Linked DNA regions of Mus musculus: region 2 is linked to region 1. The links are chromatin loops, found by intact Hi-C in ENCODE. Cell type or tissue: left cerebral cortex. All regions are shown on one strand. Each heading gives the region's core, and the rest is flanking DNA. Links, peaks and the distances in the headings are about the cores only.

Region 1 (12,160 bases), core at 2,375-10,374:
TTCAATTTCCCTGGTAACAATACTCTGGAAAAAAAAAATGTGATATTCAGGCAGAGAGCAGGCACCCTCCAGACAATAGGCGGCCACACCCCCAAGGGGCAGGCGAAGAGCTTCCGGTGGGCCTGGCTTCTGTCCATCCCTCTCATCCACACAGGGAAGAATTGAGAAGTGGAAGGGAGGCTAGAGTTGGCGTGTCTGAGATGGGTTCTAATGTAGTCTGGGTGGGCCTTGAACTGGCTCAGGCTGGAAGACGAGCTTGAGGAGGGAGGATGGCTTCTGGAGCGGCTGCACTGCTGGGGATTGAACCGCAAGCCTCTGCGGGTCTTCTCTTTGAGCCACACCCACTGCGTGAACTACATCTGTCACATCTGTCTCATCTGTCTGCTGCTCAGCTTGGCTCGGCTAGTTCTTCGGCCTCCTCGCCCTGTCTAACTTGTAAACAGCACGCGTACTTCACAAATGCTTGCCGAACAGAAAAATAACCAAGAATGGAAAGGAACAGAAAACATGATTCTGTGTTTGGCGAATTTGGTCAAACAAAAGGAGCAAAGAGGACAGGAAACATCAGCCGCACAATTTCAGATACAAACAGTTGCAAAGGAAAAGAACTTTCTAGTCCCGAAGCATGTTGCAGCCCAGGCTCAGACTCCCCAGCCCCACAGGGCAACAGGAACATCATTTCAAATGCCACCCGGAGCTTGCTTCGTGCTCTAACCCAGCGCGTCTCATCTGGCCAAGTCCATGCCTCCACGGTGGGGCCTGGCGCTCCCACCGACCCTCACCTGTCACATCCCACCACCGATATTTTATTAATAATCCAATGTAAATCTGGGAGAAAATTAATGTGTCATCTCCTCGCAGGAAGGACTAAACATCTCAATGTGAGGGTCTGTTGAAGTTGTCATTTATCATTAGCACGCAATTCAAGGCAAGCTTCCCACACTCTGGTGGGAGCTTTCGAGACAATGAATCTCGGGGAATTAGCCTCTGGTCCAATTATTCCTGCTTCCCCCCACCTACCTAAGAGATAAATTCTGTCTCCGTGGGAGGAAAAAAAAAATTAAAAAGAGAAGACGAGAAGGAGGAGGAGGGAGCTTGCGATTCTCCTTCCTGGTTGAAATCAATTTTTCTCAAGGAGACAAGGCAATATTCATTGTGCGAGAAGGGACTAAGGAGGCCCGCTAAAGGCCAATAAATGGAGCCGTTCCGATGAAAACTTCCTCAAATCAAATGTAGGGGAACCTCTTAATGGGCTTTGTTCTTCTTTTCCATAATCCATAACTATTAAGAGAAAGATGGGCAAGGAGAGGCTACTGTAAAGGGATTGCTGTGTAAACATCACACGGAATTTTCTTCTAGGGAGAGCCAGGGACCACTGTAAACACTGGGCCCCTTTCACCGTAAACACTGGGCACCCAGGCAAGCCAGGACCATGGAGCCTGTCTTAGGCCCCAGGGAGTTTGTACTCTAGGGAGAAATGAGGACTATGAACAAGCAGATTCATAAAAGCCAGTGAGGAAGATGGGTCACAGTGGGAATTCTATGTGTTGAGGCAGAAATTGTTTTTAACTTTTTTTTTTTTTTTTTTTTGCTTTAGTGCAAACCATAAAAAATTCATTCTGGCAAAAGAGCCATATTCTGGTTGCAACCTGATCAGGAAGGGTGGAAGGTGGGTGGTGGCTTCTCCAGGCAGTGAGCGTAGGAGGCCCAGTCCTGTCCAGGTGACCCCACAACGTGGCATAGCACCACACCCATAGCTTCCAGTGAGCCTTGCTCAGTTACAGCAGGCAGAGCTCCAATGAACCATGTCTGTACCTGGAGGCTGACTCTACTGGCTCTTTCAGTCCTGTAGGTGAGGTAACCAAGGGCTTACAGCTTGGCTCCTGGGGCAGGAAACACATAGACTCAGAGCAGGAGTCCCTCTGGCTCTGCTCTCAGATGGGCTCACCTCCATTTGGGAGCTGAAGGGGACTTAGCCTCTACATGGCAACTGGCCCTGACAAGTCTGCCCTGCCAGGCCGTACGTCTCCACCACCACGCTTGGCAAAGCAGGATTGCTCCCAGCCCTAGAGTTGCCATGAAGAGAGAGAGAGATCTTCACTCTGAGCTCAAAGCAGCCGCTTGGCTCTCCAGAAGAAGACCCACCACAGAGGTTGCGTACCAAGTGTCTCTAGGTGACATATGGGGCTGTGGTGTGCAGCTAGCTGGACCTGCACGGGTCTGCATGATGCAGAAGAGAATTGTGTCTGGCTGCCCAGCCCATGTCATGGCTTAGAACTCATATCTGGGCCGACACCTCTGCTTCCTTCCCCCTTCCTGCCCATTCTGCCTCTAAGACCTGCCTGTTTATAGCTTCAGACCCAGCCCAGAGGGAATATGTTGCCTTGATCTGCTCATAAGGGAGGCGTCTATTGGCTTCATCGTGTGGACTTGACTGCACCCCCCAGGTTGGGAGCCCTTAGCTGTGTGAGACTAGATCTGCTTCCTTTCATACAGTTTCAACCATGACCCCGTCCCAAGCTCTTAAGGGTCCCTTGGTCTATGGTGTCTGATCAGCAGTGGGCATAGAGCTAAGCCATGTGGTAGTCAGGATGAAAGCTCTTCTACAAGAAAAGCTACACAACAGGCCTTGGAGGCCCAAACGATCACATCTTGGAGGAGCCATCTGCACCAGCTCCTCCCCATCTGACCTTGTTCCCAGAGGCTGTGACTGACACCAGAAGTCATCCTAGCTGCCCATTACCTCTCCTGGATCTTTTGGGCTTGAGCTCCCAAGCATGAGAGCCCTGAGTGGTGACCTCCATTCACAGGAGACTCTGAGTCAGGAACTGTCTGGACCCTGCCTGATTCTTGCAGTGACTCATGGGTAGGAGATACCATGCTCTCATTCCTCTCCAAGATGGATCCAGAGAGGCAGATGGTTTCAAAAGTTCACATAGCTGTCATGGTGGCCCTAGCATTATCCTGGATCGAGAGGTCTGATCCCAGGCATGCATTTTGACCACATGGCCTTTTCCAGAAGCTAAGCCTGAATTCAGAGCCTCAGGAAAAAGCCTCACCCAGCTTGTGCCCTTTGAGAAGAGGCTTTCCGGGGAGTTGACACGTCCTGGGTATCCCATCCCCCTGTCCAGTCCCTAATCATGGACACTCATGGTCCTGCCTTCCAGAGTCCTGGATGGCAGCCCCATTCTACAGCACCCTCCGGATCCGCCCCTGACTTTTATTAGTTATGGCGAGACTCGAGCTGCAGGTGTTTGGTCCACAGGGACCTGGGCACCTCCTCTCTCCAGAGCTCATAAATCAGAGCCTCATGGTCTAACAGCTACGATGTTCCCCTAATCATGTTACTGCAATATTAATAAGGCTGTTTAATGCAACCGGATCCTTCTAAATTGTCACATAAAAATTTGGTAAATGTCAGACACATCATTTAATAGAAAGCGATGCTTTATTGCCAGGGGATCTGGGTGGCTGGAAGGAGGAGCAAAGAGCCCAACCAGGATGACCTCAGGCAGGTGACCTCAGGCAGGTGTCAGGAACAAAGCATTCCTGGCATGGGCTCACTTCAGGCCTTTCTTCCCTGGCAGCCAGCAGTCTCCCTCAGAGTCCACTGTAAGCCAGACACAGGGCAACACCCTTGTTATAGTGGACTGTTGCTCCCACTTGAGAAGAGCAAGACAGCATGCAGGAATACTGCCCCACAAATGAGCAATTTAGCATGCATGTGTTGGGCTCATATATCCAAACTGCTTCAGTCAACCTCCTCAGGAAGGACAGAGGCTGCTGCACTGGTATGGAAGCACGGGGACATAGGGAGATAAACATTGAGCACAGCCTAATGTCTGACAGGGAATACAGACACGTTGCTCCGGCTGGGATGGAGAGATAGCTTGATTGGAACTCCAGCATCCACAGAGAAGGCTGGGTCTGGAAGAAGGCTGCTCAGTCTCCTCCTTCCAGGAAGGATGCTCAGCCATCACTGGAGGAGAGTGGGTACCAGGCTTCCAAATTGAGAGTGCCACTCTGAGAACTCATAGATGAGAGGAGTATGTGGTTCTGTGCCTGCAACCTCTTTCAGAGAGGAGACAGACACAGAGACGTGAGGTTGGGACATCCTGCTGTTAGTCCTGGGACATACCCTGTTTCCATGGAGTGTTTAACTCCAGGGTCCTAGGACAGTTTCTGTTCCCCTCTAGTCATTAAAACCCAGGATGAGTCTCACTTCTCTGGACTCATTAACATCAACCTTGCCTGGGGTGCCCACCTCACCAGTCCTTACGGGTGACTGGACATGCTCACGTATTCTTAGGACCACTCCCCCAAGAGAGACAAGTCCAAGCTTCATAAACCCAATGTTTTCAAATTGATGTGTCTAAGGAGTGTGTGTGTGTGTGTGTGTGTGTGTGTCTGTGTCTGTGTCTTTTGTGTATGTGTGAGTGTATGTTTGTGCATATGAGTCCCTGTGTGTGTATATGTGTATGTGTGTCTGTGTCTGTCCCTGTGTGTGTGTGTGTCTATGTGTTTGTTTGTGTGTGTGTGTGTTTGGCTGTGTATATGCGTTGTGTGTATGTGTTTCTGTGTGTGTATGTCTGTGTCTGTGTGTATGTATGTCTGTGTGCATTTGTGGGTGTGCATGTGCGTGCATATATGTGTTGTGTTGTGTGTGTGTGTAGGGGGACCACATTAGCCTGAGTATACATGTGGAGGTCAGAGGTCAATGTCAGGTATCTTTCTTCATTGCTCTCCACCTTACTCTTGAGACAGAGACTCTCAATGAACCCGAAGCTTACCACTTCATCTAGATTGGCTGGTCTCAGGGATCCTCCTGTCTCCACCTCCTCGGACCTGAGGGTTTGTATACACACTGTCATGTCTGGCTTTTATGTGGGTGCTGGGGATCAAACTGGGGTCCTCATGTTTGCACAGCGGGCACTTTACCCAGTGACCACAGGCTGTACACACCCAGTTTAAAAGAATAACCCTGCTGCTTGCTAGTGTCAGACAAGTCCCCAGGTCACTGATGTGGGGAGTAACAGAGTCCTGTGGGAGAAGAGGAGAAAGGTGACCATAGTCCTGCCTCAGTGTGCTGCCCACTCCAGCAGGCTCCCTGCCCTTCCCCCTTTGCTTTAGTAGACTTACTTCCAACCTGCTTGTCTCAGACAGGGAGACTCTGGTTCAAGGAGGCTGGGTCAGGTCACCATGCTTTCTGCCATTCAGAGGCCACAGTAGTGAGGATGTGCCATACTGTGAACCAAGACTTGGGGCAGCAGCCATGTAGGATGGCAGAAAAATGGCACTGTAGTAGGGGTGGCAAGATGCCATCGGTCCATCCAGAAGACACTGCCATCCAGGGCCCTGGCAGAGGGCTGGGCAAGGACACCTGCCAGTTTTAAATACTCCCACGGTGAGAGGGTGGACTGGTCCTCCTGCCTTGCCCTTGATAACCAGCTGACCCCAGCTCAGCCTCTACACTCTGCCAGCCTGCAGGCACGGAGAGTCTCAGATCTGGTACGTTTCTCCAAAATGATGATGCTGTTTAAAAATAAAGCCAGTACGCAGCAGATTTCCTGTAAAAAAATCCTTAATTTTAGCAAGTGAAAATAGTTTTAGAAATCTGTTTCTATCTTGGATTTCTGTGTGTGCTCAAAGACAATCCACTCCAATTTGGCCAGTTCCAATTTTGCCTCTTTCTTTTGAGTAGAAGCTGAGCCACCCCACAATGGCACTGCCTGGGACAGGGCAGGGCTCATGCACCCTGGCCAACTAGTCCAGGCTTGCCAAGTTCATTGATAGCTTGTTCACAGCCTGACCTTAAACCGCCACTCTATTTTCAGGTAAGCTTACAGCCTCACCTATAATCAAACCAGCTCTGGAGGACCCAGAGGCTCCTGTGACAGGCTCCAGCCTCCTGTTTCCAGCGAGACCCTGCAGAGGTGCAGTGGGGCACATGGCCACGCATCTGTCGTGACTGTTCAAGGGAGTGACTATGGTTTATAAATGTGCTGTCATCATCAAGTACTCACAAGCTCTCTGACCCTCGGGGCTAACCAGGCCATTGGGCAGTCTTCCGCCCAACTCCTTAACAGAGCCCAGAAGATGGGATGGTGCCTTCATTAAATCTCCCACAGATGCGAGCGGAAAACTGCGATCTAATAAAGTTAAATGCATCTAATAAAATAAAATTTGAGATTAAAAGGAAGTTGCCTTGCATATTCATGAGCCACGTGAATGCTGAGAGAGGGAGCGTCTAATCTCCTTATTCTTGGGGAGCTGAGAGTTATTGCACGCCAGGAAGGGTTCTTAGCAAAGCTTGGCCCCGCAGAGCCCAAGGAACCAGGAATCCACAGAAGGAGTGCTTACTGCCGTCACTTTTCATTACCATTTATTTGGAATAGTTTCTTCCCTGTAATCTCAGCAACTCCCTGTGCATTTTGGGACAGTGACTGCTGGTGAGCCATAATCCTTGGCTAATATCCTATAAGCCTGATTCATAAGCCACAATTACTTATATCTGGTCACGAAGGTAAGAGTCACTTCCTCCACGAAGTCTTCTTGACCTCATGATGACCCAGTATGTGTTTCCCAAGCAGCCTTGCTCTCCCTGTCTAGCATCCACTCCTAAAGCACAAAGACTCACACATAGAGGCACAGGCATGTATGTGCACATGTGTGCACTCTTATATGCATGTATGTGCACATGTGTGCACTCTTATATGCATGAGTAGGCACAGGCACAGACAGGCACATGGACACACACGTATATACACACACTGCCCTGTTGCAATCTCCTTCCTCTTTGGGCTGTAAGCCTAGCAAGGTCAGAGACTAGCTCAGCTTTGTCATGACGGCCTGGCATATACTTGGAGAAACATTCAAGTTGTTAGATCATGAAGGGGCAGCAGAGCCCCAAGTTGTGGCTCATGGTAAGATGTACCAAGGGGTGGCTCGTGGGGCTGGGGATAAGGGAGGTGCCCTCTTCAGCAAGGAAAGGAGATTCAGAGAGAAAGAATTCTCAATGCTGCAGAGAGTGTGTGCCGGACTCTCTCGGCTGCTCCTAGGCAGGCAAGACACCAAGAAGAGGGAGAAGCTGGGCTTAGGAGGAGAGAACATGGGAAACCAGGATTGGAGACACAGTCAGCTTGTTGACAAACTCCTCTGTGAGGCAAGAAAGTCAACACATGGATGGGACACCGCCAAAGGCAGAGGGGTGTGCTGTGCAAGGAGCCATGAAGTGTCCCATGTGGCGGCATGGCCCCTGGAGCACCTCTAGGAGGGCCAGCATTCACAACCCAACAGATGCAAGTTCACCCCCACCCAAGCCCAGATACTATTTCAAAGTCGGGGCATGAAGTGGGACTTGCAAGGACATGCAAGGACATGGTCTAAAAGGTGCCTTAGCCTGTCGTTGACAGGGCAAAGGAAAGGAGCCCGGAACGGGGAAGGGACGGCAGGGAGTGCAGGAAGGGATTAGGTGTGCCCCACACGCTAAGCCTCTGCCTCCCCCAGCAGGCACACGCAGACCTGCAGCTCGGATCCTCATAGCCAGAGGGTCCGAGGAGCTGGGCCAGGCGATGAATCATCACCCTGATGGGGACAGAAAACATCAGCTTTGCAGGTCCCACGGCCTGTCTGACACAACACGCAAGGGATTTTCCCGACAGTATCATCCGTTTAGCTGATGGCCCTGAAGTATTTCATTTAGCTGGAAATCACGCCTGGTCCATTTCCCAGAGCCGGCTGACATTATGAGAAGCCCGTGTGACGTGCCTGCAGGAAGGCAGCTCAATACCCCGTCACCTGCAGTCAGGGCCCCACTACCCTCACACGGGAGCACGGGGCTCAGGTGGCTTCTAGAGCAGAATTGCTGCTTCCTGCTAGGATGGGCTCATAGCAAGCCGGGGTGTGTGTGTGTGTGTGTGTGTGTGTGTGTGTGTGTGTGTGTACATGGTTTGGAAAACAGTTTATCACACGGCACCAAATTGTCACAGGTCTCCCTGGCTATTCTGTCAGACTCTCCCATTCCCTTCCTGGATTTATCTCCCTTGATGGACCAGGAGTTTATTATCTCCAAACTATTCCAATGACTCGAATGCAAGGTCTCCGGCCCTGATTCCACAGCCAGTGAGCAGCAACGCTCAGGGATCCTGACTTGATCCATGAATTCAGAGGCTGTGCCCTTCACTGTGGTCCATGCCCCCGTCCCCAAGACCTGCTTTATGGTATGTCACGCTACCTGGGAAGGTTTTAGGAAGGGCTCAAGTCTCATAACCAAGGGCACGGTCAGTGAGCCTGATCGAGCCTGCTCCGTTCTGGAAGAATACCTTTCCCAAGACCAAAGGGCTCTGTCGCTCTCTGAGCCCTTGTGTGTCAGCACTCTTTGTGGCACAAGCTGGAGCACTTGGGTGTCCATCAGACATGCAAATGAACAAATGGGTGAATGAACGGACAAGTAAATAAATGTCACGCCTGACTGAACACTGTCACCTACGGCTCCAGCCGAGCGCCACCGTGTCCCCCGTCACAGGGCACTTCCCATCAGGGAGGCTTCTCTTACAGAATTCAATCCTTTCTGAGTTGCCTCTAATGTTCTGCGTGATGGCTTCTGAGAAAGCCATGCCATCAATCTGTGAAGAAGCCCAGCATTTCCTGCCTCTGGCCCTGCTGCCTGGCAGGCTCCTTGGCGAGTTCCCCACCAGGACATACTCTGCCGCTAAGTGACCACAAGACCAGATTGGAGGGGGGCAGCTGTGTCACTGTCTGAGGGGTGTGAGGCCTGAAGGGTGGGAAACAGGAGATGGTGTGGCTTTAATGATTACAAGTCTTTCCTCAGACACCATCTCTGCTGTGTCTCTCCGCTCTTGGACACTTCCCGTCTGTACCTGGGGTTTGGAGGAGGTCAAAAGTCAAAGCTGGACCCATGGCAGTGGGCTGAGATAAGGAGCGTGCTTGGCTCCTGGGACATAGTTATTGGGTTTGGTTTTTATGATTTATTTTTATTTCGTGTCTACGGGTGAGTTGCCTGCATGTATGTCTGTGCATAACAGTTATGCAGTGCCTGGAGAAGCAAGAAAAGGGCGTCGTGCCCCTAGAATCGGAGCTACAGATGGTTGTGAGCCACCATGTGGGTGCTGGGAACCAAACCTGGGTCCTCTGCCACAGTGGTTAGTACTCAGTCTCAGAGCCATGTCTCTAGGCCTGTGGACTCAGACATGTGTGCTCTGGAAGCACTCCGGTAGGGTAACAGCCATGGGTGGATGTGCTGGGCTAGGGGCACAGAAAGGAGTTCCTTTCTCCCTGCTGAGCTCAGACCGTACCAGCCATGGCCTTCTAGAGTAACGAGTGAGATTCCTGACCTTCTGGGAGGATAAGAGCCACAGGGTTGAGGCAGCCCCTGTGCAACCATTTGAATTGCAACATCTCCCACTTGAGAGAGAAGAGAGGCTTGCAAGGCCTAAGAAACTCATAAGCCTCAGGAAGCTCACAAAACCTACAAGATTCAGGAAGCAGTCAACTATTGGGTAGGAGAGAAACTCTTCAGAGGAGCTGCCTACAGTTTGGGCAGAGAGCTCCAGAAATTTTGTGTGTCACCACCCATGCTGGGGTGGGTTTTTTAACAACCGCCAGACCCCCATATGCTCCTGTAGGATGTCCAAATAAACTCGCTGATTCACCAAGCTAAACTTAGGTAGCATCATTTCTTTGGTCTATTGTCAGTGCCCTCTCTGGGTGGTTTTCACCTCTTTCCAGGGTGTCACGTAGCACCACAGGCACCCAGATACTATCAGAACCAGAGATCCTCTGTGAAGAGCAGCTGCGCAGCCCCTGGTGTAGGTCACTCTGGGATGTGCAACTGAGGCTGGTCTGTCTGAGACCGGAGCATCCATAGGGACAATCTTGATGAGCCACAGGGTTGAGGCAGCCCCTGTGCAACCATTTGAATTGCAACATCTCCCACTTGAGAGAGAAGAGAGGCTTGCAAGCCCTAAGAAACTCATAAGCCTCAGGAAGCTCACAAAACCTACAAGAAACACCTGTTCCTATCCAGTACATGGTGTGCTGTCTGCCGTGGATGATAAGACACGCTAACAGATACTGAGAAGCCTGAGTGTGGCATGTTCTTAGGGGCAATCCCAGAGTGGCCACCTTCCTCCATGTAAGTGGGTGACATGCTTCCTTAATGAATGGGGCCCACCAAGAGAGTACAGAGCACCCCCTCCCAGTGTCTGGAGAAATGGAACTCATTGGTATTAGACATATGGGGCAGAATTGCAAGCAGGTTCTGCTAATAGTTGCACGGCCCCAGCTGTGGGCAATAAGACATGCAACGGAGCCAATTCTATGTGTGTTGTCTGCAGGGAAAGGAGATGCCACAGAGCCACAGAAGGTAGGACTCATGAGAGGATGACTTACAGAAGTCAGGTTAGTCTCTGACTGGGAGAGAGAGAGAGAGAGAGAGAGAGAGAGAGAGAGAGAGAGAGAGAGAGAGAGAGAGAGAGAGAGAGAGAGAGAGAGAGAATGAATATGAAGGTGTCAGCTTGCTATTTCCCACAGCCAAGGGGAAAGGAACTTAAGATGCATCCATGCTGAAGATCCACTCCTGGGATTCAAGAACTATAAGCCCATGGGGGAAACAGGGGAGGGGGGAAGAGTGGGAGGCATGCGCACCAGAAGCTGTGCCTCGGACCTGACCTTTGACATAGAGGAAAAGTCCCTGGTTTTGCCTGTGTGAGGGCGTCCAGGGAACGTACGACAATCAGGGATTGCTCTCCATCTGAACTGCTAAAGCTGGGGAAGGCTTTTTAAAGAGAAATGAAAGCTGGAGAGATGGAGAGACGGTTCAGTCTCTAAAGGCTCATAATCACAACGAAATGAGAGCTTCTCACAGGCTGGCCTGAGACTCTGCAGGACAGGGAGGCCCACGGGGCTACACTCTGAGTGCCTCGGGAGTGGAAGATCTGAGTACCGTATCGTCACTCCTCAGACAAGAGCTGGAGAATCTGAGACAGTGCAAAGGAACTTGGTCCCTGATGGACAGGTCCATGGGAGCCATTAGGGACGCTCAGGTCCTGCCAACTGAGGTTCCCACGGGAGCCTATTTGAGTTCCTCTCTGGGACTAGATGGCAGAGGAAGGGCAGATATTACTGATGGAACTGAGGGTTCCGAGGATGGTGTTCTGGGTGGGGCTGTGTTCAAAGGAAAGCCAACAAAGAAGTTAGTGGAATGGAAGAGAGGGTAGAAAGACCATGGGCGCCCAAGGTTAGGGGGAGCAGAGGAAACCAGCGCCATCTGGACTTGTCAAGACCCACACTCATGGCAGCTGTGGTTGTATTCGCAGGACTGTGCAAATCAGGCCAGTCAACAGTGCAGTGTGGGTGGGGACGGGCTCATGGGCCTCCACCCCTCGCTGAGGAGTGACTGACTCATGGCTGCTAAAGAACGAAGAGTTTTCTTTAGGGGTGGGGCCCTTGTTAGGTTGGCCATAGGCTCCTGGATACCACATTCATATGGGAACACTAGTTAGACACAGTGGGTTGCTCTTTATTTAAAGGAAGGGGGAAAAGACCATGAAGTTGATGAAGATGTGGGGGCATCCTGAAGTTTAGAGGGATGAGTGTAATTAAATTGTATTGTCTATGTGTATGAAATGCTAGAAGAGTAAATAAAAGCCCTATATTAAAAATTAAGAAATTAGAGCTGGAGAGATGGCTCGGCAGTTAAGAGCATTGGCTGCTCTTCCAGAGGTCCTGAGTTCAATTCCCGGCAACCACATGGTGGCTCACAAGCATCTGTAATGGGATCTGATGCCCTCTTCTGATGTGCATTAAGGCAGAGTGTTCAAATACATAAAATACATGAATAAACAAATTGAAAAAAAAAAGAAGACGTTAATTCATCAGGGACCTTGTAACTATTTTGAGCTTTAGTGGCTTTGCTGAACCCCATAGTAGACCATTATGAAATGGATGGATCTCAGACATATTCATCATGCAACCAAGCACCAAGGCAATCCAAGGGAATGGAGATGGGAAACCAGACAAAGGAATCATTGGGGTCACTCAAAGATTTGTGTCAAGCCCAAGTTCCCAGGGGAAAAAGTTGACAGAGTCAAATGTGCCATGAGGCCCCTGGAAGATGCTAAATCCCAAGTAACAGGCAACC
Region 2 (12,160 bases), core at 1,570-9,569, 140 kb before region 1:
CTCTCCAGACCCCACGCGAGTCCCTTTCTCAAGATCCTGATTTGTAGTTATCATCCCTGAGGTGGTCAACCCCTGAAAAACACACTTCCTCAAATCCGGGTTCCGAGGAGTATACTGTGGGCTCAGACATGAATATATCCAAAGTCTACACAGGGCCCTGCACGGGCACGGGTCCTCCCTTCTGACCATTTCACAGCGACTAGTCCTCACAGTGGCCAACAGGGGGCGCTGAAGATACAACTGAACTAGTTTTAGTTTCCAGATGGGGAAACTGAGGACATTGGCATATCCTGCCAATGTCGGGAAGCTCGGAGCCTATAGGGAGACCATGCTCTAGAGAGTAGGAACCTGGAGTTAGACAGGCAGAGCATTAAAGCCTACCAACCACACATATTTTATTTCTATGATCTCTGTGTGTATGTACGTGTGTGCTCATGCCCATGTGCGTGTGTGCTACAGGGCCTTGTGATTTCTAGGTTTTGATGGCAAAGCAGGGAAGGGGCTGGGAAGGTCCACAGGGGTCCTAGGATCTCAGACTCGTTTTCCTTGGGTCACATCCAAAAGCTGTCTGGATTCTATCGTAATCGCTCATCCCTTCACCCTTCAGACATATTTACACAGTCTGACAACAGACCACGAATCTCTTCGAACTGGCCCCTCCTTATGAAGTTCACACGGCTGGCTGCTGTTAAGGGTGGCTTCGGTCCTCTCCATCAGCACGGAAGAGAGAAGTGTTCCCTTCCAGTGGGCATTGTGTTTGTCATTTAATTAATTAAACTTAATTCTAGTTCTTTTTTTTTTTTAAGATTTATTTATTGGTTATATGTAAGTACACTGTAGCTGTCTTCAGACACTCCAGAAGAGGGAGTCAGATCTCGTTACGGATGGTTGTGAGCCACCATGTGGTTGCTGGGATTTGAACTCCGGACCTTCGGAAGAGCAGTCAGGTGCTCTTACCCACTGAGCCATCTCACCAGCCCAAACAGACATTTTCCTATAGTCAGAGGACTGCTTCCGTGGATGGAAGATGGTAGCCATTCACAGTGGTGGTGTATCCTAGACAGGCAGAGGGCTCCAGTGGGCCTCCTGAACAATGGCATTGGGTGTCAGGCTGGGTCACACCCAGGCACTGTGTTCAAGGAGTGTCTGAGCCCTTACGCTAGTGCACAGAGCCTGGGGAAGCTTTGAAATGTCTAAAAAAACCTACCCCAGGCACTGCCCTGCCCCCTGCCAAATGCAGCTGGGTGATTTTGCCAGTGAAGGAGGTGGGGGTCTATTCTGAGTCAGCTGCTGTCTCGTTATCCCAAGGAACAGAGCAGACAGCTGCCTGGGATCCAGGCCGACTGTGATGAGAGTATTGTGCACCACGGAATCTACGCGGCTCTGCAAAGAGATACTCAAAGGCGTGCACATACTCGTGAGCACACACACCTGCTATGCACACTAGAGACTCACGAGTCTTCCAGGGATCTTGGGAAAATGTCCTTCACGTGTAGTATGCGACACCACCGGCAGAGCATGTCAGGTTCCCACGGCCTGGGGTCTCAGTGGTACTTGCATTTTGATGTCGTGAGGGGCTTGCAGCCTCCTGGGCTATGTGCACAGCAGCCATGTTTGATACAGACACGTCACTGTGTGGTCCGTGCTCAAGGACTCTCCAGTCAGGAGATCTACACCGCGAGCTGTGATGGACATGCTCTGCAGTCCATAGTTGCTGGCCATGAATATTCATCAGGGTCTTCCTGAAGGTGTTGCTGAATCAGGGATTGTGAGCCAGAAAGCTTACCCACAATGCCATGCAGCAGGCTCTGAGCCCTGTGAAGACTCCTGACCACTGTCGGGGTTCTGACCATCTAAGTGCTTAGGCCACCTTGCTGAAGCAGCCTTGACACTGCTCAGCCACGGGGAGTTCACTCGCCACAGGTTTTCTCAGGGTCACTTTCCCTGGCTGTGGCTCTCCCTCTTCCCACAGGTTTTCTATTTTCTGACAGGCTGCCTTGGAGCAAGCGACTCCCAACTTTCCACTCCCAGTTCTGTCTTATGGTGGCTCCCAGTGTAACCGTGCATCTAGGGCGCACACCTTTAGGCACGTGTTTAAGGATGCTTCCAGAGAGATTTAACTGAGGAGGGAGGGCCCACTCTGAATGTGGGGGGCAGCACCCCAGAGACTGGGACCCCAGAAGGATTAAGAAGGGGGCTGGGCACAGCACTCCTCTCCTGTCTTCCAATGGGTGTGACCAGCTGCCTAGCTCCTGGCACCCTGCCTTCCCTGCACAATGGATGCTACTTTCTGAAACTGTGAGCTGAATAACCCCTCTGTCCCTAAACCACTTTTGCCAGGTATTTTGTTAGGGCCTAGCTCAACTTTAAACCAACTGCCATTTGACCTGAATGCTTTTCTGCAAGGAGGAGAGACTATGAGGTCAAGATCCCCTGTTCTTTGAACCACCAAGCTTCCAGTCACCATCCCTTAAAAGCTCATTGCCTCAAGGCAGTGGCTGACCACCAATAGACCTGGCACACTGGGTTCATCATGCTCCATGGCTTACGTGGCCTGTGCCCCTCAAACAGGTCCAGGCCTTGGCTCTCAGGCCAACAGAGAAGGCCCATAAGCTCTAAACGCATTTGACAATTTATCTGAGAGGAGAAGAACTTGGAACCCCAGGTGGGGAGTTTGCTCTTTCCCCTTAGAGATTTTTTTTCATAAACGCTAAGTAGGTGCTGGTGGGATGGCTTGTGGATAATGGTGCTTGCCATCAAGACTGACAACCTGAGTTTGATCCCTGGAACCCACATGGTAGAAAGAAAGAGCCAATCCTTCTGAGTTGTCATCTGAACTCCACATGAACTTCATGGCATGCACGCATACATTCTTACATACATACATACATACATACATACATACATACATACATACTACTTTGAAAGACAAAAAGCATTAGGTATCAAAACTCCTATACCTTGGACAAAATGCTTAGCCTCTGTAAGAACTTGCTTGTGGCATGTGATATATGTGTGTGTCATGCACATGATATATATGTGTATGTGTGATGTCTGTGCATGCATGCTGTATGTATGTGTATAGTATGTGTGGTATATGTGTGTGTAGTATCTATGTGTGCACAGTATGAAGATGTATAGTATGTGGTATGGGTTCTTTGTGTGTGTTTGTGTTATCTGTATGTGCATTATGTATCTGTATTATGGTATGTGCATGTGATATGTATGTATGTATATGGTATTTGTGCATGTGTGTGACATGTTTGTGTGTGAATGGTGTGTATGTGTAGTATTTGTGTGTGACATATATGTGTGTTTATGTGTATAGTATAGTGTATATACATGTGCATGGTGTGTATGTCTATAGTATGTGTATGTGTGCCAGTGGATGGTGTGTATATGTATTGTACTTGTGTGTGATGTGTGCTGTATATATGTGTATAGTGTGTGATGTATATATGGTATGTACATGTATAGCATGTGCACGTGTTTCATGTGTGTGTGGTGTATATGTGCACAGTGTGTTCACATATGTGGTATGTATGTATATAGTGCAGAGAAGTCAGCCTCCAGCATACATGTGTGGTGTGTCTGCAGTATGTATGTGTATAGCATACATATGTGTGTATGTGCAAGCGTGTGCATTCCTCTGTGTGTGTGTGTTGGCCATGAGCACTTTACCACGACAGAGACAAAACAAAGGCTATTGTGAGGGCATTTCCCAGGAGCACACTAAAAGAGTCTTGTCCGCATCCTGGCTGCACCTCTGGGCTGGACACTCGACCTCCATGGTAGCTTCTGTTCTCCACTCCCCTCCCCACCCCCAATCTCAGAACAGCACTTTGAGTTCCCTAAAGTGGAAACTATGCCCTAACACAACCCCCTTCCCTGCCGTTGTCTGGACTTGGTGCTCCTGTTAGGGGTGCTGGAGCCATGGTCACCAGACTTCCACATGCCTTTCCTTGCCGCTGCCTGAGGACTTGATGGGGTCCTTCCCATCCCCCATCCTCCAGCAACCTAGAGACTTACGATTTCTCCCAAAGTCTCTTGGGAGAGCAGGCATTGAGCCTACACGGCTGCGAAACCCCAGCGTTGCCCGTAGTGGGTGCCCGTGTTCCTATAGTCTAACCTCTTCCTGTGCTCTACCAGCCTCTCTGGAACCTGAGCTGAAGTTCAAAGGGCACAACTCACTACTCACCGTCAGCAGCAAAAGCTTCCAAGGTCCCTCTCGTCCCACCACGCAGCTCTGTACAGAACAGTAGCCCTGCCTGGCCCTCAACTGCTGGGACGGTGCTGCCCCAGCCAGCAGCATTCCTCCCTCAACCGAGCCAGGCTGGCGCTGCCTCAAGGGCGCTGAGCTAGCCTCGAGTGCGTTCACAGAAACCTACCACTCACCCACAAGGGTCGCTTGGTGCCACCCTCATTTACAGGTTAGCACACGAAGGAAGCTCGGGCAGAAAAAACTGACATCCAAGGCCAATGGACTGTCACCCAAACGGGATATCCTGCTGCAGCAGAAAAGGGGATCTCAGATGCAGTCTATGGAGGCAGTACCTCCCAGTGACCTGCAGGGGGCAGGGCAGAGGCGCCAGCAGGGAGGCAAGCCTTCAGCCCAGACTCACCCCGCACAAACACAAGGACCTGAGGTATACTGCTCAACGCCACTGCCACTCACTTTCCTGATATTTTTTATTCCAGCTCAACTGTAAAAGTAATGGATAATCTACTGTTACACTAAAAAGACCTTTATTTTACGCTGGTCATTAACTGGAGGCTTCCCGGTGCAGATTGGTTCTATTAGAGACTTGAAATTGCTTATATCAATTTCCTTGTTCGGCAAAGACTTTCTTAAAGTGTGTTATAAGTAGTTTTCCCATTGCCCCAAAGGAAAGGGCTCAGCTGGGCTTCTTGCAGGGGACCCTCAGCCAGACTCTAGAAATAGCATTGAATACTGAAGACAGTCCCCAAGAAGCTGGCAGCTGAGAGGTCCCTGCCTAATGGACAACAGCAAGAATACAACCTTCTGTCTCCAGCTCTGTGTTGATGGAGGCAGAAAGACTGCATTCCAGAGATGTATACAGATAGAGAAGTTTGTGCTGTGGACGCTGTCTTTCTGGGGATACCAGAGGGTCAGCACAGCAAAGGAACACCAAAAGCCAGTGTCTAAGTACATGTTCTGTAAGAAGGGTATGGGGGTGAGCTCTCAGAGATAGCAAAAAGGACCAGATCTGCACAGGAAAGGGAGGGCAAAGGGCATTTCAGGGGTGGGGTGAAGAGTGGACAGTGTGGATACCACATTGAGACTGGTGACTCACCATTCAAACATGAGGACCTGAGTTCAAATCCCCAATATCCACATGACATAAGTGCCTGTAATCCCATCATCCCTAGAGGTGGACACAGGAGACTTCCTGGAAATTTGAGAGTCAGCTACCCGGATGTACAACAGCAGCAAATGACAAAAGAGAGACTTGTCTCTGAAGGTAGAAAGCAAGGACTGACTCCCAGGGTTGTCCTCTGACCCACAAATCCACACTGTGGCATGTGCACACTTGCACACATGAACACACAAAAGGTTAAAACAATATTGCATTCGAAGCATGGTCCAACAACCACGCATTAGTGATGAGAGACTAAGAGCCAAGGTCACCGTGGCAGACCGCTAAACAATGGTTACGTAAGGACGAGGGAGAGTGACAGGTGAACTGTACCAAACTAGAAACGGCAAGCACATTTGCCCTCTGCCTCAGCGATCCCATTTCTGGAATGCGTCCCGCGTCTGTACTTGTGCAAGCAGCAAGTGATGTATGCACGGGCGCACTCCACATATAGTATTTCTCATAGAAAAAAACCAACAGCAGTGAGTTATGGCGCTGTGAGTTTGGAAAAAGTAAAATCAGAGGAGGTAGCAAAAAAGTTCCCTGCAACAGTGGCAGACACTCTCTGGAGTAGCTCATTAAATCCAAAAAATATGACACAGCTCTGAGCAAACGGATGGGACGTGTGCAGAGGCGCCAGTGCACTGCCATGTGCATCAGTACAGAGAAACACCGGCCGCGGCAAGAAAGCCGGTGCAAGCGAGCGAGCGCTCAGTGGACACCTCTTTCATTTTAGTACCTCTTTGATTTTGAGCCACATGAGCACATTAACATAGGCAGGAGGATGGCCGTTCAGAAATGTCCGTGCGTACCTCTCTGGAACACACAACTCAATGTCATTCGTGGCAGAAGGGACTGTGCAGCTGGGTTGGGATTGGGGCCCTGAGCCAGAAGGTTACTCAGATGGGACACTGCAGAGGCTGGCAGTTCTAGAAGCGGAGCCCCTTCTCTGGCTGTGGTCAGAGGGGGCGTGCAGCTGAGATGAGAGGAAGGTCAGAGAAAGGCAGAGTTGTGGCTTTGAATACAGGTGGTTGTGTGCCAAGAGATGCCCCAAAGCCAGAGACTGGAGGGAAATAGGGTCTCTCCCGAAGCCTCCTGTAGGAGCCTGCAGGATGAACTGTGATTGTCAGGAGACAAAGCCCTGGGCATGTCTATGTAGGGGGTTGGGGTTGGGGTGGGACTGGGACTGGGTTTGACTTCAGATGTTCAGAACTGTAAGATGCTAGGATCAGTGTTACTGTTAGCCACTAAATTATCGCTACACAAGTCACAAATAGCAAGTATGTTCTTTTTGTTGTTGTTTTAAGAAAAAGAAAAGCCAGGAAAGCACGCGTGGAACACGTTTGCTTCTCTCTCACATGTGACTGGGTCACGGCAAGAAGCCCAGCGGGGGGCGTGGCTGTTTGCATCTGCTTTCCAAACACTACAGGGGGCGGGGCAGCCCAGAGTCAGGGGCCTGACGCCCTCCTAGGAGCTTCCCCTTATGGGGAAGGTCCTTTAGAGCAGTCCATCCTGGAACTGCTCTGATTGCCTTCGGAGCATTGGACAAGGTGCTTGTTCCTCCTCCTTCAGAAGGCGGTAGCTGAAGCAGTGTCCTTGCTGGAGGCCAGCTTGCTCCCCTTTGCTAACCTGGGTGCCTGGCCAAGTGATTCACAGAGAAGAGCCAGAGTATGAGGTCAAGCCCCACCTGTGCGACTTTGGGGGGGGCACCAAGCACACAGAGGTCGTATTTGTGAAATTCAGAGACTCCCCACCTGTGTGTTTAGGGAGGGAGCACTTAGGGCTTTCAGGGTCCCCTCGGAAGCCAGAGTCGAGGGACACCTCCAGTGACACTGTTGGCCATTATGTAATAAGCCAGCATCCGCGTGGCCCTGTGGCAAGGGGGAGTTACTGAACAGCAGAGGGGCCGGTACGGCTGGCAGGAGGCAACTCCAACCTCTCCCCCCCCACAGAGGATCAGCCCAGGCTATCATCTCAGGCTGAGCTGGACCATGGTCATGTCCTTGTCTTCAGACAGCCACCATGGGCAGAACTTGTAAGGTTCTGTTGGCAGGACCCCCATTACATTCCCAAATCCTCCTGTCCCTAGGACTCCCTCACATCCCCTGACCAGTTCATGTGCTTCCTTGAAAGCCCAGAGTCACCTCCTCTGGGAAGCCCTCCCTGGTTTTCTTGTCTTCACTACATACTTTGGGAGCCATCTCTCCTTCTCCACCAAGTGTTACTGTTATTTCTGTGTCTTCTTCCCTCACTGAGCTGTGAGCTTCTTATTTTCCCCAAATTCCTAGCAGAGTCCCTGGCATATAACACTCACTCATTCATTCATTCATTCATTCATTCATTCATTCGTTCGTTCGTTCATTCACCCATTCATTTACCCACTCATTCATTTATTCATCCATATGTTCATTTATTCATTCACTCATTTGCTCGTTCATTCATTCATTCACTCATCAGATACTCTAAGCACCTTTTGTGCCGGGGCCTTTTTAAGTGTAAGAATAAAACATAGAGATTGTCGGTTCTAGAAAATGCTTGGAGACATTTCCTACCAGTGGAGTCTGGCAGGAACTCTGAGGGCAGACCACTCTAAGGTTTCTGTGATGTGTTTTGCCCTTTGATTCTTTTCTAGTTTTGAATTAATGCTTGTGTCCCCGACTCTCCATCAGCGTTTGATCACCCCTCTTCATACTATAGCCCACTGGCCTGGCCCGATTTGTGCTTGCTGCAGACCTGACTAACTGCAGACCTGAGGCCAGGAGGGGGAGGGAGAGCGAGAGACCTGGAGGGAGCTACTGTGTGACTTGGCTCTGTCCCCACAAAGGCATCTGATGGGTCCCGTGTCTGCCACAGAGTAAATCAGAGTTCCTTGTTCTCTCTAGTTTAGAATATGGGACAACCAACCAACCCCCATAAGGACAGGGTGGCAATGGCCTGAGAGACCGACAGGTTCCCTGTGGCAGCTGTGTGCGCACACAGACAAAGCTCAGGCTGGTTCCAGTGGGTAGAAGAGAAAGTTGGGGTTGGAGGAAGGAAACAAGCCAAGCCTGGGTCTGAGGAGACACTGTGTATATGTGTGTGTGTGTGTGTGTGTGTGGCGGGGGGCAGCCCGCTGGGTTAATGCCTCCTGACTCATCTTCTGCCCACTCCCCTGCATCTACTTCTCCCACGAGCAGATCATAACAGCGCCTGGATTGGACAGCGGTGCCTCTTCAAGCTTCAGCTATTCCAGCAGGAGCTCGAGGCCTGTGCAGCCCTTGTCACCAGCTCCAGTGTTCCTAGACTGAGAAGAGAGCAGGTGACTCAGTTCTCATTTCAGGGAGAGGAAAACTACAGAGCTAGTGACTCACTCCTTCAAGGTGACTCAGAGTCTGTCTGGGACTGTAGCCCAGTGACCTAGTTCCCAGAACGCACTCTGGAGACCAAGGACATAGTTCCAGGGTGAGCAGGGAGGGAGCAGGCAGCAGGAATGGGGCACCCTAATCTCAGAACTCAGGTCCTTGTACAAGAGCAAGAAGCAATTGCCTTCTGAGGAGCATCCATGCGCCGCTGGGGGGGTGGGGTGGGGGTTGTGACAGCATCACAGCCTGAAAAGAATGTTCAGATGTAATCTAACAAGATGCGGGCAGGATCCGTGTTCTGGAAACTGTGAAGGGCTGATGAAAGAGATCAGAGACCAGGAAGGAGAGCCAGGCACCGGGCTGACTTATGGGAGCCTGGGTAGCCACGAGCTGTCAGCACCCGTGAGCATCCCCCAGATCAGACAGTCTATAGACACAATGCAGTTCTGATCAGAATCCCAGCAGGACATGCTTTCTGTAGGAATTAACAAATGAATTTTTAAATTTACCCAGAAAGGCAAAGGAGGGAGACTTGCCAAAACAATTAGGACAAAGAATGAAGCTGCGAGACACACCCTACCTGGTTTTTCGGAATCAAGCTACAGTAATCAAGACAATGTGCACCTGGCAAAGAGACAGATACCAATAAAGGAGGCCTGAAATAGAACCTCACCCATACAGTCAATCGATTTTCAATGCGAGTGCAGAGGCAACTCTGTGGACAGAAGACGGTCACTTCAGTTCATACTGCTTGAGAAATTGGATATCCACATTAAGGAGAGAGAGAAAAAAAATCCTCAATTGATACTCACACCATAAGCAAATACAATCGTTAGGCAAGTCACAGATAGACTTAAAACTGTACACTAGCAAAAAACCACATAGAACTTTTGTGTTCTGGCTGAAGCAACCCTTGTTTTGATATTGGCCAGTCACAAACAAAAACAGAAAAGCCCCAACCACCACCACCCACCACTACCACCACTACCCCACCACCACCAAAGCATTGAGAAACTTGACCTTATTGAATTAAGGTCACCTGTCCTATGAGACACATTGCAGATGAGTGTGAAGGTGAGGTGACAAGCTAGGGACCTTTCTTACCAATGTTCTTCTTCCAAGGAGGGCCTCCTTGCGAGCCACATATAGAACAAAGGGCTTGTGTCTGCTCGGAGAAGAACGCTGGCAAGAAAGGTGCCAGGCAGATAGCTCAGTGAGTGAACCTCTCGCTGTCTAAGTGTGAGGGCGTGACGTCAGATCCCCGACACTCATTAAAAACATCTCTGTGTAACGTCGGCTGTATGGCAAGTAGAACCACGTCAGCCGACAAGGAACTGGTAAGGTTAAGCAGATTCAAAAACCCCTGGTAAATCTCATAACTGAGAACGGTAGGCATTAGAATCAACTCCAGACCAGGTTCCTGTCCTGGAGAATGTGACTACGACACGCCTCAAAGAGGACTATGACAACCGGTCATGTATTGCAAACACCTAGAGTTCTCCATGCTAATGAGATGCCTAGACAGGCTCCAATGTTTAGCCAATGAGCTGCCTGTTCTGGGCATTCCTTTCTGCAAAAGGTATTTAATCCCTGGCTCACCCTGAGTAAGATGTACGCAACCTCACCCAACACAAATAAAACAGTTTGGACAAGCAAGGACAGTCTCCTTCATCAAGGACTGCTGCGGGGATGGGGGGTGGGGGTGGGGAGGTCTTTGACATAAAGAGCCATGCCTAATCTCCCATAGAAGGCCTGTCTTCCAGCCCTTCTGTACTTCTGACACTTACTTGGAAACAAATTGGATCCCACCCAGCCTTGGGCTCATTGTGGGTCTTCGGACCCCTGTTCCCAACTCCTTGTGGTCCCCAGTGGTGTACACAGGAGTTTGAGAACCACAACACCTGCCCCAGTCCTTGGTGTTTTCACATGGAGAAACACGGACTGAGACCCCTACTTCAGACTGCACTTCGCCTTCTCTGAGCAGCGTGCCAGCATTCTGGCATCCCAGCGGCAGGGCGGAAACACAGAGAGTTTGGCCATCTGAAATCCCAGTGCGGGGGAGGCAGACAGGTGGATCCTAGAGCCCACTGGTCAGTTAGCCCTCTCAGCCCCTGGTGGGCTCCAGATTCACTGAGAAATCCTGTCTCAAAAAAAGTAGGTTGAGAGAACCTGGGATATAGCTTAGTGGTTGAAGTACTTTCGATCAAGTGTGAAGACCAGAGTTCATACTCCCATGACCCATGTAAAAACCAGGTAGGCATTGTGGCCTGCTTGTAATTACAGCACTCAGAAGACATGGAGGGGGTGGGGTGTGGAGCAAACTGATGTCTATAAAGCCACATGGGCAAGCTCTGGGTCCAGGTGGGACCTTGCATCAATAAAGAAGATAAAGAGCAATCAAGGAAGGCGTCTGATGTTAAGTTCAGGCCTTTGTACACATATGCACATGCATCTGTACACAGTTGTCTCTCTCTCTCTCTCTCTCTCTCTCTCTCTCTCTCTCTCTCTCTCTCACACACACACACACACACACACACACACTGTACATGTGGAAAGCAAAAATATAAGGTGAAGATTTATTGAGAAGGACACCTGAATGTCAACCTTTGGTCTCCATATTCACACATATACACATGCACAAACCCACACAAACACATACATACATCACAGCACACACATGCACACACACATACATACATCACACACACACACACACACACACACACACACACACACACACACTTTATAAAGTTGATAAGAAAAACAAAGAAAAAAATGGCCATAACATTTCAAATGTCATTCCTTGGGTAGGTATGCAGACGCCTGCAATCAGGCGCCTGAAACACATTACTTGTCATTAGAAAAACACAAATTAAAGTCTCAATGGCCTGAACTTGCTAGCTTCGGAGACACTATTATTTGCTGGCCAGGAGGGGGTTAACTAGAATTCGAACGTTGCTGGTAGGCATCAACAAGACAAGACGGTCTTTGTGGAATACAATCTATCAGATTTTTATAAAGTTCAATGTGTTTACCAGGCAGCCTAGCAATTTCACGCCTAGAGATTTACCCAAGACATAAAAGCAACTGAGCAGACACAACTTGTGTGCATGTTGGAGCTTGGCATGAGTTTCTGAGCTGATGGAAAGGCACTATCCTTTATGGTGCCGATGTGTACACATCTCTGCACAGGGGTTTAAAGCTCTAGAATTGGTGAGAGTTTGATGGAATGTGAGACCAAGCCCATCCTAGCCACGTGAATGGGCCACATGACCGGTCTCTCTGAGTAGCAATGCCCTAATATATAAGAGGAGGTTGAATATAAAACTCACTGTCTTTGGGACATCAGGTGATGCCATCCTAGCGGGATTGGACACAGTCTAGAATCATCTGAGAGAGGAATTTCCTAGACCAGACTGCCCTGTGGGCATGTCTGTAGGG

What was found. Peaks named below come from ENCODE experiments on the same cell type or tissue, not always from the same donor. Only the 100,000 strongest peaks of a DNase experiment are listed, where the experiment ranks them.
Region 2: a loop joins it to region 1, with 1.9 times the contacts of the local background. A loop is called at or near these places in 4 of 42 quality-filtered maps.

What each region holds. Positions count from the first base shown.
Region 1 is chr4:151,466,742-151,478,901 of GRCm38, forward strand. The region is part of intron 4 of Camta1 (calmodulin binding transcription activator 1); the gene reads right to left. Among named protein-coding and RNA genes, the nearest start is that of Gm30344, 17 kb to the left of the region's middle. In left cerebral cortex, for the core only: no CTCF peak of the experiment used is centred there; DNase peaks (open chromatin) are centred at 5,564 and 7,623.
Region 2 is chr4:151,330,966-151,343,125 of GRCm38, forward strand. The region is part of intron 5 of Camta1 (calmodulin binding transcription activator 1); the gene reads right to left. Among named protein-coding and RNA genes, the nearest start is that of Gm45960, 110 kb to the left of the region's middle. In left cerebral cortex, for the core only: a CTCF peak has its summit at 4,572 (motif pointing right); DNase peaks (open chromatin) are centred at 4,582 and 8,676.